3 separate regions of the Homo sapiens genome follow, and regions 2 and 3 are each linked to region 1. The links are chromatin contacts, found by Hi-C or POLR2A ChIA-PET in ENCODE. All regions are on one chromosome and are shown on one strand. Each heading gives the region's core, a stretch centred on a gene start or an enhancer-like site at or near the end of the contact. The rest is flanking DNA. Distances are from core to core; before and after follow the strand shown.

Region 1 (4,655 bases), core at 906-3,405:
CCCAAGGACATTGTTCTCTCTCCCCAAGAGGAGCAAATAAGTTTCCTGTGTCTCAAAGGTCTGCAACCCACTGAGGCCACCAAACCAGCAACCTGTCCTTGAGGGTGGGTGGGTTGTCTGCCTTCTGTGTAAAGGCTCAAAAGACATAGCCAGACAGGCGAGGGGCTTTGGGGAGGCCACCTCAAGGAAAGAGAGAATGTGGCCCAGGGTGGGGCCTGCACTCTCAGGCATGTGGACATCCCACAAGAGCTGCCCCACCCTCTGGTAGATACCTAGGGGTGGTGTGGACGGGCAGACCCCTGGCCAGTGGAGTCCAGCCCCTCGGATGACACAGGGAAAAGAGAAAGGCAAAGAGAGGCAAGATGTGATGCTGAAGCTCCAGCCAGATAAATCCTAGAGAGGGGCCATGCATCCCAGCCACCTCCCCATTCTTTCCCACCTGAGCCCACCCCTGAGCTACGGCTCTGAGGCACAGGGTAACATCTGTAGTGTGTGTGACAGCCGCACTGGCAGGAGGGCAGGATGGTAGTGAGGGCAGGATGGTGAGGCAGTCCCAGAGCTCCCTCCCAGGTGCCCGCCCTACTTCACCCTCGTGTACAGGATTCAGATTCTGCCCTTGTCTCCTCTTTTAGATCAGCCTCTTCCTTCTCTCTTGTGAGGTGGGGCTGCTGGTACATAACAGGGCTCTGCCTCTGATCAGCACTCACTTCATTTCAAGGTGGGCTTCCTCCTTTTAATGTCATCAGCATGGGGCCAAAGCCCTGTTGCCAAGACAACAGGGAGTGAGCGGGGTCTGCACTGCGTGGCTTGGCTCAGCAGGCGCACACTCTGCCTGCCAGACTCCAGCTGGCCTCGCGCTCTCCCTGCAGTGGGTACAGCCACATAAATCCTGTGGCTTTCTATTCTGTTCATCTCTTCAGTGGATCTTAGAGATCTCCAGGCACTTTCCTGAATTCACTGAATACTTCTACTAATGCTTTCTATTTTTACTAACTAGCCGTGATAGTATTTGCTCTTGCTGACTCAAGACACACACACACACACACACACACACACACACACACTCTCTCTCTCTCTCTCTCTCTCTCTCTCTCTCTCTCTCCCCCACCCACCCGCATATAAAGGTACCATTTTAAAATTTAATATATTATGCACAACCTTCCAAGTCAATAGAGACAGGTCTATGTGATCATGAGGTAATGGGGTATTTACTGTTGTACACGTTGGTTGCCTTCTCCTTTGTTTCCTATTACAAATGATGCTGCAGTAAACATCTTTAAACAGATATCTCTATCCCCTCATCTAATTATTGATGAGAACTTCTTTAAGATAAGGAACTAAGAAGAAAAAAGGGAAGAAGAGAGAAAGGGAAGGTGGGAGAGAGGGAGAGAGGGAGAGAGACAGAGAGGGACAGAGGGAGGGAGGGAGACAGAGAGGGAGGGAGGGAGGTCATTATCTAGCTCCACCCTGAAAGAAAACTAGGAATGACCCACAGACATAAATGTGTCCATTCTCAGCTTGCAGAAGAACCTGCTACATGACACTCTCACCTTCCCACTCCAATGCATCTACAACATGAGCTTAAGAAATTGTGACAACAGCTTATTTGTCAGATTTAATTTTGTCACTCATCTATGGTGTTTTTTTTTTTTTCACCTGCAGATATTTAACTCTATGTGGCAACTGGACATAAAGCATTCTGAGGAAAAGCAAATTAAAACTCCCAGAAATCAAACAGAAAGTAAAATCTTTAAGAAAAGGACCAAAATTAACAAAAAATACAGAATTTAAAACTTTGGTCACAATGAAGAGATGGCGATATGACAGAACTCTTAGGTTAACAATGTAAACCTTCACTTTCAATTTCTCATACTTTTTGTCTCCAGCTGAACAAAATAAAAGCTCAGGAGGAAGCGCATTGGGGCTTTTAGAATAGAGGACGCAGTACGTTAGACCCTGTGCATTCTAAGGGCTTGCATCCCCAAATCTTTTCCATGAAGCATACTGAGATCTTCACGCATCCCCACATTCAAACATACCACTCTGTACTTTTCTCCACTGAACGTACACAGGACAAAGAACAGAGGACGACCACCTCCCCTGGCTGTGTGGCAGGACGTGGCTCCCTCAGCAGCTGAGCAGCTCACTTCCTGCTACTTTCATCAAGACGTGTGCCTCGGCAGAATCACTATCACCATATACTACAGATCTCAGGGGTCCCTGCAAAGAGTCGAAACCACAAATGCTAATGGCCATCTACAAGAGTGAGCAGGACTGAGGACACAAGGGTCTGAACCACCGAGGAAGGTGTCACAGCACCCTGGCACCTGTCAGGGCTCCTTGCTTGCCTACTCAGAGGCAGTTCTATGTTAATGTACACACTGTTCTATCAAGCATTGTTATTTTCTTTCTTAGCGGATATCAGACTGAAAGCAGCACAGAAAAAGGGAGGGGATATAGGGGATCAGGGCCACAGGAAACACGATAGCTCTGCAGGTAGAAGAGTTCCCAGGGAAACTATCGAAAACACATGCACACTCTTTCCCTCTCTCCCCCCGCCGTCTCTCCCTCTCTCCCCCTCATCTCTCCCTCTCTCCCCCCATCTCTCTCTCTCCCTCTCTCCCTCTGTCTCTCCCTCTCTCACACACACAGAGCTGGCTAAGTGGGGCCTCCTCAGCTCCCCACCTGAGAACTTCTAAGCAGGTTGCCCCCTTGGCTTCTAGACCACTCCTGTCCACAGTCCACCCCCTGGCTGCTGCTGTTCTGTCTCCTTCGTGGCCCCTTGTCCTCTATCTGCCCAGATTTTCTTTTGGCTCTCTCTTCCATCTGCACCGCAGGGCACAAATTCAGAAGCTGACAGGGACTAGGCAGGTGGGCGCTGTGGCGACCAAGACAGCACTCTCCCCACCCAGGGTGGCAGCCCCGACTCAGCTGCCCGGCTCCTGCCAGCGGTCCCCGTAATGCTCCGTGGGCCTCAGGTTGCTGCAGAGTCTGGTTTTTCAAAGAGGAGCTGGAAGTTTACATGAAATTGCCTAGTTTTAAAACTTTGGTAAATAAATTAAAAAATCTAAAAACAGGGGTTGGGCCAAACAAAACAAGTTCACAGGCTGTTGGTCTGGAGCAGCTTCCACTGCTCCAAGGAGCCCTGGTCCTCCGGAAACCAGGGCTTCACCAGCAGGGAATACAAAGTCCCCAGATGGTGGCTTCTGACAGGGTCTCTCATAGGCCTCAGACCCTCAGGTCCACTCTTAGGCAGGACACTGCATCCACTGGGCCCGCTGGCTACCTCCAATGATGTCCATGCCCTTCAGTGACTCCTCCCAGCCTGGTCTCCTTCCTGCTCTGCCCCAGATTGTCCTGCTGCTTAGGCCCTGTCCCACTTCCCTTCCTGCTCTGAGCACTTTCCCGTGGCCTCTTTCTTCAGACCCAGGGAGCCACCAGCCCTGCATGGTTGACTTCCCAGTCTGTGTTCTGAGAATTTACTTCCACCTATGGCAGACTTATCCCAGATGGAGATGAGTCATTTACGTGAATGAATGCATGCATGAATGAAGTGTCTACTGAACTCCCCGAGCCAGACTCCTGGGTGCCATGGTAGAGTCCCCCCGATACCATCATCCTAGCCCCACGACACCACCCAATTAGCTAGAGTTCCACAGAACCACCATGACGTCTCTTGGCTTTGCTTCTTCCTTTCAGGGTCAATACCTTCATTGGGGCCACCCTCAGCTTGCTACTAGATGAGCAAAACAGCCTCTGAGGTGCCTCCCAGCATCACCCTTTCACAAGCCTCTGGATTGGCAGTTCTTAGATTTTGTGTGCATTAGACTCACCCAGGGAGTTTGTTAAAGATGCAGATTTCTGGGTTCCACTACCACCAAGATTCTGATTCTGTAAGGAAGGGCACAAAATGTGCTTTTTTTTTTTTTTTGGTTTTGGAACATGCATTTTGACAAGCTTCCCAGGTTATTCTGATGAAGGTGCTTTGGAAAACACTGTGCTGGACTGTAGTCTTTCCAAGACACAAATCTGATGGTGTCTTCCTCGCTTCAGTGGCTCCTCACAGCCTCAGGAATAGTGTAGTGATAGGAGGTAGGTCCCAGACTTTGTTCCAACTTCACAACTACCTACAGGTGACTCACCTGGGCCTGCTCTCTCTCACTCTGCCTTTGCACATTTGGCCAGGAGCACCTGTACTCAGCTGCCTCCTTGACCACTCCTGCTTTCTTTAAAGGATGAACTCAGATGCCACCTCTTTTAGGGGGTCTTCCCCAACTCCAAGCTGGATTGGGTTCCTGTACTCTAGTCTCTCATACTACTCTTCCATAAATGATCTCTAATTCATTTGTTTAACAAACACATACGTAGTGATTACTATGTGCCAGGTACTGTTCTGGGTGTTTTATAAATATTAGTTTGCTGAATCCTTTGCCAACCCTATGAAATACGAACTATCATTGTCCCCATTTTACAGATGGGGAAACCAAGGCACAGAGAGGGTAAAGAAGTTGCCTGAGGTCACATAGCTGGTAAGTGGCAGGACAAGGATTTGATCCAGGCAGTCTGACTCCAGAGCCCACGTTCTTTCTGACCCCACTGTGCTGCTGCCTCTTACCTGTCCCAGCACACAGCACCTGGTATTCCAGGGTGTCGGC
Region 2 (4,655 bases), core at 1,509-4,008, 170 kb before region 1:
TGTTTCCAATGGGATGGCTGGACTGTTGGTCAGGGTGTTTACAGTATCTTGGAAATTCAGCGTTGGTAATTCAGAGCTGTGTGGATTCTGAACAACATAGGTACCAGGTGCAGACTCATTCATTTGACTGTTTTCTCGTGCATTTTCATAGGAAGAATTTCGGTAGCTCTTATAAGGGGCTCTCTTGCATTTCATAGGCAGTAGCCTATAAAGTTTATACGGATAGACACTAGGCTTCAAGCCTCCATTTGCTGTTTTTTTACTGATGGAAAGTCTATGATCGATGGCATGGAAAGACTTCTGATGATTTTTGAGTATATAGTAGGTCATGAAAGTTTCAAGACAGAAAATGCACTGATATCGTCTTTCTCCCGTATGCCAAATTTCATGCCTTGTCCTGTACTCAGCCAATGCAAATACTTTGTTGCAGTAATGGCAAGGATATGTTCTTCTCCAGGAGTGAACATTTGCATGTCTTCGGAGGCTAGATAAGGTCACATAACTACGTTTGCACACAACGCAACTGTAGAGCATTTGCCCATTAACAAATTTAACCATGTGGTCCGTGTCTGGCAAAGTACTTCCGGTACTGGAAAATTCACCAATCCTATTTTCAGATAATAAAGGTTCTGGACCTGTGAATGAACCTCCATTTTGTCCAATGGTAGGATAGTTTTCTAAAAAGCGTTGGTTTCCTCCAGGAATGGGCATGTGGCTTGACCTCATGCAGATCTGTTCATGCCGATCCAACCTGTTCAGGGTGGTGAATTGTTTGTTGCAATACTTGCACACTAAAGGCTCCTGGGTTGGCTTGTGAAGCTGCATGTGGGCACTGAGCAGAGTGCTGCTGTCAAAGGCTTTGGAACAGCAGCTACAATTGTACACCAGAGGTGGAACCTCTGCGGCTGGCGGCCCGGGAACATCAGAAGATTGATTTTCATCTTCCCTGGAAAAATGGACATCTCCTTCATTGTTTGGAGATTTTGAACGAGTGAGAACAGCAGCTGGTTGTGGACTTCTTTCTTGATTAACCTCTAAGTTGGATACTGGAGGGGGTGGTATATTTTCTGTGGCTGAATCCGAATCCTGTGGTATGGAGAATGTCTTTGGCTTCCGGCATGTTTTCGGTTTCGCTGCAAGGGCTTCACAATTTTCTTTCCCTGTGTTACCAGGTGAACTGCCATCATGTTCACGTACAGGCTGACTTCTGTAAGCTTCAGCTACGGAAGAAACAGCGTATGAGTGCTCGGCAAGTGTGCGGACAGGCTCTGCCTCGTGGCAGACGTCCGTCCTCTCCAGGCAAAGGCTAGCTGTTCTCATGGAGTCGGAGACCTTTTTGAAACTTGCCCTCAAGTCCAGCGGGGAAAACATGTTATTACTATTTTCTGTTTCGATGATGGAAAATGCATTTGTGATCCTTGGCCCATTAGTGATGGCTGGTTCTTCATGCCTTTTTTCATTTTTTTCTTCTTTAACCACTCCCTTTTCAGTAATACAGAATACATAGGGACCCGGGGAATTTGAGAAGTTGCGATCAGTAAGGTCTTCCAAGAACGATATTCCCAGCTTTTTTCCTGCAGCTGCGAGATCAGTGACTGTTTCCTGTCTCTTGACAACGACTGTGGAACTGTAGATATAATTAAGTATTTCAGTAAACACTTCAGCTTTGAGATCGTCCAGCTCCAGGACGTGGCTGGAAATACAGATTGTATGGCTCCAAAAGATATTTTTAAAATACAGGCTTGAAGCTGCCAGAACATTGCTATGGGCTTTAAATTTGGTATCTTCCACAATGATAGTGACATCGCATAAAATGCCCCGAATGCGCTGCTCATTTAAGATGGAGAGTACCGTGTCACTGTGAAAGTCGTCCTTGAGGTCCCTGGAAAGGGACATGACTGTCATCTGAAACAAGAGGAGAGAAATGGTCAGATAATCTTCCACAGGTGGCTTCTTTATCTCTAGACTATTTTCCACTTCTGTGAAAAACTGTTCTTTTGTATGAAACTTCAGGTTTTTATCTCATTCTGTTGATGCTCCCGAGACTCAAGAGTCAACATTAGAAGCTAAATCTTTTTCTTGCCCCAGCCTGTTTCTCATACCATTGCTAATAGTTGTTATCATTGGAAATCCTCCCAGAACTCCTTCCCCTTTTCTCCAAAGTTGGAGCTATATATACATGTCCAAATTTGGGAGGGGAGGAGGTTTTTTTTTTTTTTCTGAAATGTTAAGGGTCTCATCATCATTCAAGGCTGCTGCTTTGAACTACTAGAGCTGGGCAATGCCATGGTCCTGCCAGAAGCTTCCTGCCTATTTTCAAAGAGAAATCTGATGATCCAGTCACAACCATGAAGCAGGAAAATGATTTTTTTTTTTTTGAGACAAAGTCTCGCTCTGTTGCCCAGGCTGGAGTGCAGTGGTGTGGTCTCCGCTCACTGCAACCTCCACTTCCCCGGCTCAAGCGATTCTCTCACCTCAGCTTCCTGAATAGCTGGGACCACAGGTGAGAGCCACCACGCCCGGCTAATTTTTGTATTGTTGGTAGAGACAGGGTTTCGCTATGTTGCCCAGGCTATTTTTTTAAATGAATTTTCCTTAAGTGGTACCTATATGCAAAGCTATTGCCCACTCAGAGAAGAAGCAAGAACTGAAGGAGCCCTTCCTAATTTGTGGCTCATAAGGGTCAATCTCTAGAGTTGCAGGGTGTGTAACCAAGTCTGACCACCAGGGGCACCCCCGCCTCTCTGCGCTATTGGCCCTATGGTGACTCATCAGGTTCCTTTTCTAGTTTCCCCTTTAGTAGAGACAAAGTAGACTAGGGTTTTCAAAAAGAACTGTCAGGTACTGAAGGCAACTAAAAAGGAGACAAAATGTAAAACCAGGAAAGGACATTTCTAAGTCCTTTGACAAGAACGGACAAGAATGAATCTAGTCATAGATTCCTGAATTAGCACAACTTCAAGGCACAGTGGCTCTTGTTCTGGTCTGAGGATCCCATCTCCATTCTTCTCTGTATTTTCTATATTCTCTATATAAGTCCTATTCCATGAGTCTGGTGTGCTAAAGCTTACTAACTGATATTATAGTGAGGGGCAGTGAAAAGTAGCAGCTTTCATACTTCCCACAGTAAGAGATACACAGTACATAGTGACCTAAGACACAAATGAAATTAACACTCACCCTTACTAGGTGTGATGCATTCTGTTCTGCTCTAGTATTTTTCTTTTCTTTCTTTTTCTTTTCTTTTTTTTTTTTTTTTTTGAGATTGAGTCTCGCTCTGTCACCAGGCTGGAGTGCAATGGCATGATCTCAGCTCACTGCAACTTCCGGCTCCAGGGTTCAAGCGACTCTCCTGCCTCAGCCTCCCGAGTAGCTGGGACTACAGGTGCATGCCACCACGCCCAGCTAATTTTTGTATTTTTAGTAGAGACGGGGTTTCACCATGTTGGCCAGGATGGTCTCGATCTCTTGACCTCGTGATCTGCCCGCCTCAGCCTCCCAAAGTGCTGGGATTACAGGTGTGAGCCACTGCACCCAGCCTTTTCTTTTAAAGAATGCTTACAGCAACTCACTAATTTCACTACCCAGTAATAGATCACCACATGCAGTTAAAAGTAAAGCAAAACAAACAAACAAAACACACACACAAAAAAACCCTCTGGTCTACAGAACATACTAACCAGAGATTCATCCAGTCTCTCTGTGCTATTCTGTATTAAGAGACGTCTCCAGAAAGCCTTACAGTTTGATGATACTTCTTTAACTCTCAGTGGCAATGTTTTCCTAGCAGTAAAGTATAACATTTAGCTCATGGCATTTATTTAGTTGGATGGACCAGATGGCCACACAAAGAACCTCTCTACCTTTTTGTAAAGCTGCTATTATAAGCTGTGACTATTATGTTATTTAGTGTCCTTTATACAAGGATCCATTTGATAAATTCTTTTATTGTATCCAGTCATAGGAAAAAAGTACCTTTCTACTAACAAATTCTTCAATTCAGATAATGAGAACACTATATTCACCATGTTTCTGTTTTAATTCTCAAGACAAAGAAGCTCAGAACTAACTTTTATCATCAATTGTTGTAGCTATTCTTGGCCTGGGTTTCTGGTGTGCCTATTGTTTCATTTTCTTTATTTAACATTAGTTCTTCTGCTCTTGTTTACCCTGCCTTTAACTGTAATCTTCCATGAATCTTTTCTAGAAGTATGGGGGATTATTTCTACAAATAAAACTAGAATGAAATGAAATGGAATCTTATGACTTCCTCTTTGCCCCTGAAGGGAGAAAGGGTGACCCCGGAGTGAAGGAGTCTGTCCTTCACTGGGTCACAGATCAATAGCATACTTTGCTGATGTTTCTTTTGCCTTCTTTCAAGTCTCTCGGCTCTGGGCCCCTGTAGGATCTCCTTTCTCCCCTGACTCATATATTTTTATCATGTTTGGCTTCTTGGAAGCCCACATGTTATTTTAATTCTTTATCAGCCTGACTAGATAGCTTCAGATCTGACAAAACACATGCTATATGATTCAAAAAGGTGGCTTAGGTCTATGCTGACATCATCTATTTTGTCTTTCCAGTTCAAAACTACTGCTTCTTCCAAAACATTCTGCTTCACAGCATCCTGAACCTCCCTTTAGGCTCTGCTTCCA
Region 3 (4,655 bases), core at 1,520-4,019, 150 kb before region 1:
TGTGGTTTAAATGGAGTGTAGGGAAACCAAGTTCCCTGACCTCTGGTGAAATAATAGCTAGAATGGAGAAGATGATGATGATGATGCCAGAAACAAGAAAAGCTAACATTGACTGAGCACCTTTTACATCCCAGGCCCTGTGCTATGTGCGTCAAAGACATTATGACTCAGCACCGAGAAAGAAAGGGCAGGGTTAAAAGATATGCAGAAAAGAGGGAAAGCACTGTAAATTCCAGGGTGTGTGGAAGGTCAATAAAGTGTCAACAGAGGCAGAGAGGACAATCCTCAGATTGTCCCAGTCTAGGCCTAGTTAAGGAGTCACTGTTTGATATTTCAGAAAACATCCTTGGACCAAACATACCAAAGACCAAGTACACCAGGACGTATCTGCTGTCCCTTGCTGTCATCCATCACCTGATGCCATCCAGGTTAGCCTCTGCAGGCTTGGTTCCATCTGGCTGCCTTAAGACGGACATGCCTGGACACAGAGGGGCTTCCTCTGATGTTCTTCCTGTCTCACCCTGGGATCAGTACACCGAGCACTGGGCAACTTAGTCAGGGCTGCTCTGTCTGATGCCTTCCAGATGTCCCTGGACACAAATACTATGCTCTGCTACTGACCCCACTGACATAATTACTTTGCCTGTATGAAATGGACATAGTTATATCTGAAGTGGCTGACTTATTTGTGGTGACATGGAGAAGGTTCAATGGTCTTTACTTTTCCCTGGGCTGGGCCTTAGACAGCTTCAAGCCCAACGCTCTGCAGGAGAAGACTGGGCAGGTTGCCACTGAGGGAATTCGGATCAGCGGACTGAGTCAAATGGCGTGCAACTGGCATGCAAGAAGCAGTCCATAGGCTCCATTCGGCCTGCAGACGCTCTCATCAGGCCCCTATCTGTGTGAAAAAGTTTCAAACCTCCAGTTTGCCACAATCTAACCACTTGCTTACCTTCTTATACCAAGCCCACATTTGATGTTCATATTACTTTCCTGTTCCTGTATGTATGTGAGTTTTAGATCTTAGTCTATAAAAACGTAAGTATAAATCACATGTAGGTTTTGTTCTGCCTGTGAAATTTTAATCTCTGTACTGTGAGTCATTGTCCTTCTAAAATTTAAATGATGAGATGTCAGTATTCAAGTTTTCAAAACTCTCAGAGTGCTCCGTCCTAATGAAGAACAGGTGTTGAGAAGCCTTACCACAGAATATATTTGGGTGACATACTATTTCTTAAGGATCCCTTTAGTTTGTCCATTCCTATGGGGAAAATTTCTCTACGTAAATCTTCAGAGACAGAGTGGCAGGTATCAAACTCTTCACTTTGCTCCAGTCAGTCACATTAATGATAAAGTCTGTTCAAGCTTCAAGAAAAAGGGGTACTTAACTCCTAATAAGCATTTCATGAAATCAGATTTTCTATCAGAGGCACTCAGCTCTCCTTTAAAACAAGCATCCCACAAGTCATCATGAGCAGGTGTGTAACGGGGGAAGCAACACTCACTGAGTTTTTATCGGTTCCGGTATCCTGAGCTGACATCATGCTCCTTCCTGGGTTACAGTATGTGGGAGTTGACATCATGCTCCATCACTGTGTCACACAAATACAACAGTTCCAAAAAACAGATCATAGAAATAGGGCCTGGACCATCCAGCTGTCAGGTATTCAAAACAATAGGGTCAACACCATGAAGCATCTCCACCAAGATCACAAGTACCCACAAGGAATCCTCAGAACTGCTCAATGAAAATGGTGGCTAAACCCAGGAAGCAGATTTCAGCTTTAGAGACATCAGGGGGATGTGCAGCTGATTCCTCAGTCTGGGGAGCATTCTGACCGTCTGGGGTGTGAGGACCTCCTGCAGGAAGGTGGCTGAGGCTCTCGGCCGGCTGGGTCTTCCCCACCTCCTCCCCACTGTCAACAGACACCTGGCTCCAGGCGCAAAATACCAGCGTACAGAGATCATCTGTATGGGCCTGGGCCCTCAGATATTTATTTAAGTCCACGTACACACTTTCCCTGCACAAACATTTTCTTCTTCCCCATTTCCCACAATTCCTCCTCCCATGTTTCCAGTTTGAAGCCACTGCTGGCAACACTACGACCTCTGGAGGGAGGCCAGGCCTGGCAGCACAGAGCTCGAAGGCAGCACAGGATTGTGAAAGTCGCCTCTTCATAGGCTCAGGAGACGCAGGCGCTTGGCAGAGCTGTCCGGCAAGCCCACCAGTAGGTCTGAGGTACAAAGAGAGGCACAAAGGCTTTCCTACTATGGAAAAGCGACAAAAACTCTGGCCAGTGTTTCAAATGGATGAACAATGGTTCAGATAAAAAAAAAAAACCGAGTGGAAAAAATTGTGGGAGGGAGAAAGAATATTAAGGGAGCTAAGTTCCAGTGAGCTGTTGCCAATTTCACCCCAAAAGAAAGGTAATAGAAACAGAAGGAAAGTTTCTGGCAGTAGTCAGGTGCCTACATAGTTCCCCTATTCACCTGGTTTAGGGTAGAATTATCTGAGCAGAAGGAGCAATGATGTTGGTAAATAAGTTGTCTACATTAAAAAATAATTAAAACTCCCCAAACAAACTCCAAACCACTGCAGGTAAACACTCGCAATATGTTGTTTAGAAAAATTATGCTTTAAATATACTGATCTAAAAAAAAAAAAATCAAAAGAACAGACTGTTCTGTAGAATAGCTTGAGTTTCTGCCTGTGCTTTCATTTTAGAAAACAAATGCTCGTAGACCTCACAGTGGGAGGAGTTTCACACAGGGATTCAGCTCGCAGAAAATGGCCACCGGCTTTGAGAGACCTTAACACAACAAACAGGGCACCCAAGAGACCTTTTGGGAATACGAGGCACTTGCCTTTCACAAGGGTAATCGTCTAGAGATACACAAAACCATTTTTTTTTCTTCCCGACCAGTAACATAAATCATAGCTTCCAAAGTATTTGTTTACAGAATACCACAGTGACTAATTACCAGAACTTTTCTTATTCTCTCTGAGCAAAGGAACCTCATGGGAGAAAAAAAATATAGGTCATTTTTAATGTAAGGGAGTTGCTAGGATTGGAGGTTAAGACAACTATTTAAACTTCATAAAAGGAAAAACAAAAGACCTCAAAAAGTATTTTCTAAAATAGAGAAAGGTGCAAATCTTCTTATCAGAAACGCATTATAAATAGAAAAGAAACTCTTAAAAGAGATTCTTCAAATGTGACAAAAAGCTCTTGGTTTCCTGAAAATGTCAAAAACAAAAACAAATATTGACAATACTAAATATCCAACAGACAGGGTAAGAACTTCACTTAGAAGCAAATTTCCATTTAGGTAATTTATGGTGCTTCTGTGCAAAAAGTTGCTTTACACTGTGTAGTCGCTGAAGACACTCCAGAATTGCTAGACCTTCACAGGAAAAATTTTAAAGGTCAGGGTTTTTTTTCTTTCCCTAGTTAGCACAGCACTCAGGGGCAGCCAGTTCTCTAACGTCTGAGTAAAACCCTACACAGGGCTTCATTTCAGTGCCACGTCATGGCTTTTGCAGACTATCTTCTTGCCTCCGCTTCCTCAAAGTGGTCCTTCTGTCCCCTCCCATTAAAGCAAAGGTGGAACTTGCATTAATTCAAGGGAAGGGCTGAACACACTACAGAAGGCATGGTTCAGCCACAGGCACCGGTTATGGCTGTAACCACTGTAAATCTCTTCCACGAAAGAGCATCAAAGACCTGCACAGAGACCTTGAGAAACCTTGCTCTTTGGGCTCAAGTCAGGGACTATAAGACCAGACTAAATAGGTTTAAGCAGGGACAGATCAGAATGCTGAGTAGGTTTTTCAAAAAGGAAATCCTCATTTAGGTGTCTAGGAGCCAATCACTGTGCTATTAAAACTAATCGGAAATCTCCATGCTTACATGAAAACGCACAAAAGTATGGGGAGACTGATCTGAATATGTGGGTCTCCCTTGCCTGGCAAGATAATGAATTCATCTTTGTTTGGACTGAATTGGTGGTCTTATTATCTAATTGTCATCAACTCTACAAACAGTCAGTTGTTCTAACACATGAACAGGAAAAATAACATAAATAAAACAGGGCCTAGAAACAATATCCAACTCACAAAGCAGGAAGTGACAGCTCATATCTGTCTCACCTTGCACAAAGCCTGCCTTCACGGGTTGCTGAAATAATCCCAAGATACCCTTCCAGGACTTAAACAGCCACTGGATTTTTCATGAAAATGCATCCTGGTATGAACACTCACAGTAGTGGCCAGAAAAATAGGGGTGCGCAAGCTGGGTCTTCCTCTCTCCCTGCGTAAATGTTTTAATTTCTTTCAATATTAAGTTATAATACAGCTTAGGAATTTTCATTTACATAAGAGAGGAGAAATGCTTTTGTAAGATGGAAAACAGCCTTCTGTCTCTCCCAGGTCAAAAATAAATTTGCTTGACTATCTTAATTGGCAAAAACCCAAGGGCTCCAACTGGACCGGAAGCTTTGCATCACGGTGTCCTACTGCGTGTGTCTGCTGGAAGCCCAGCAGATGTCATGGTCAGCTTGCTCTCATGGGACAATGCCAGTCCTTCTTTAAGCTTTGCTGCTGACTGCCATCTCCTGCTCTTCTGATAACCTGCCTTTTTCTGGCAGACTGGGCC

Evidence for each region. Hi-C counts contacts between places; a loop is a spot of excess contacts on that map. ChIA-PET counts read pairs that join two places held with the same protein, here RNA polymerase II (POLR2A). Pooled maps may share reads with other maps.
Region 2: a loop to region 1 is called in a pooled map, with 2.1 times the contacts of the local background. The contact joins two enhancer-like sites. A Hi-C loop is called at or near these places in 1 of 168 maps with a recorded cell type or tissue (naive thymus-derived CD4-positive, alpha-beta T cell) and 7 of 50 pooled maps. POLR2A ChIA-PET finds 5 or more read pairs at or near these places in 4 of 52 experiments (BJ, CD4-positive, alpha-beta T cell, T-cell and 1 more).
Region 3: a pooled map shows a loop between it and region 1 (3-fold over the local background). The contact joins two enhancer-like sites. A Hi-C loop is called at or near these places in 4 of 50 pooled maps. POLR2A ChIA-PET finds 5 or more read pairs at or near these places in 5 of 52 experiments (CD4-positive, alpha-beta T cell, CD4-positive, alpha-beta memory T cell, activated naive CD4-positive, alpha-beta T cell and 2 more).

Annotation. Positions count from the first base shown.
Region 1 is chr3:141,264,616-141,269,270 of GRCh38, reverse strand. All of the region lies in intron 2 of PXYLP1 (2-phosphoxylose phosphatase 1), which reads right to left. Among named protein-coding and RNA genes, the nearest start is that of PXYLP1, 35 kb to the right of the region's middle. Within about 2 kb of position 2,155, at least 5 of the 41 ENCODE cell types and tissues checked have a DNase peak (open chromatin) inside an H3K27ac peak, as active enhancers do; they include CD4-positive, alpha-beta T cell, where a contact is called at or near this core.
Region 2 is chr3:141,439,639-141,444,293 of GRCh38, reverse strand. ZBTB38 (zinc finger and BTB domain containing 38) reads right to left here. Exons shown (of 6, transcript NM_001376113.1): 6 at 1-1,905. The coding sequence starts at 1,905. Among named protein-coding and RNA genes, the nearest start is that of RASA2, 45 kb to the left of the region's middle. Within about 2 kb of position 2,758, at least 24 of the 41 ENCODE cell types and tissues checked have a DNase peak (open chromatin) inside an H3K27ac peak, as active enhancers do.
Region 3 is chr3:141,410,490-141,415,144 of GRCh38, reverse strand. The region is part of intron 5 of ZBTB38 (zinc finger and BTB domain containing 38); the gene reads right to left. Among named protein-coding and RNA genes, the nearest start is that of ZBTB38, 44 kb to the right of the region's middle. Within about 2 kb of position 2,769, at least 36 of the 41 ENCODE cell types and tissues checked have a DNase peak (open chromatin) inside an H3K27ac peak, as active enhancers do; they include CD4-positive, alpha-beta T cell, where a contact is called at or near this core.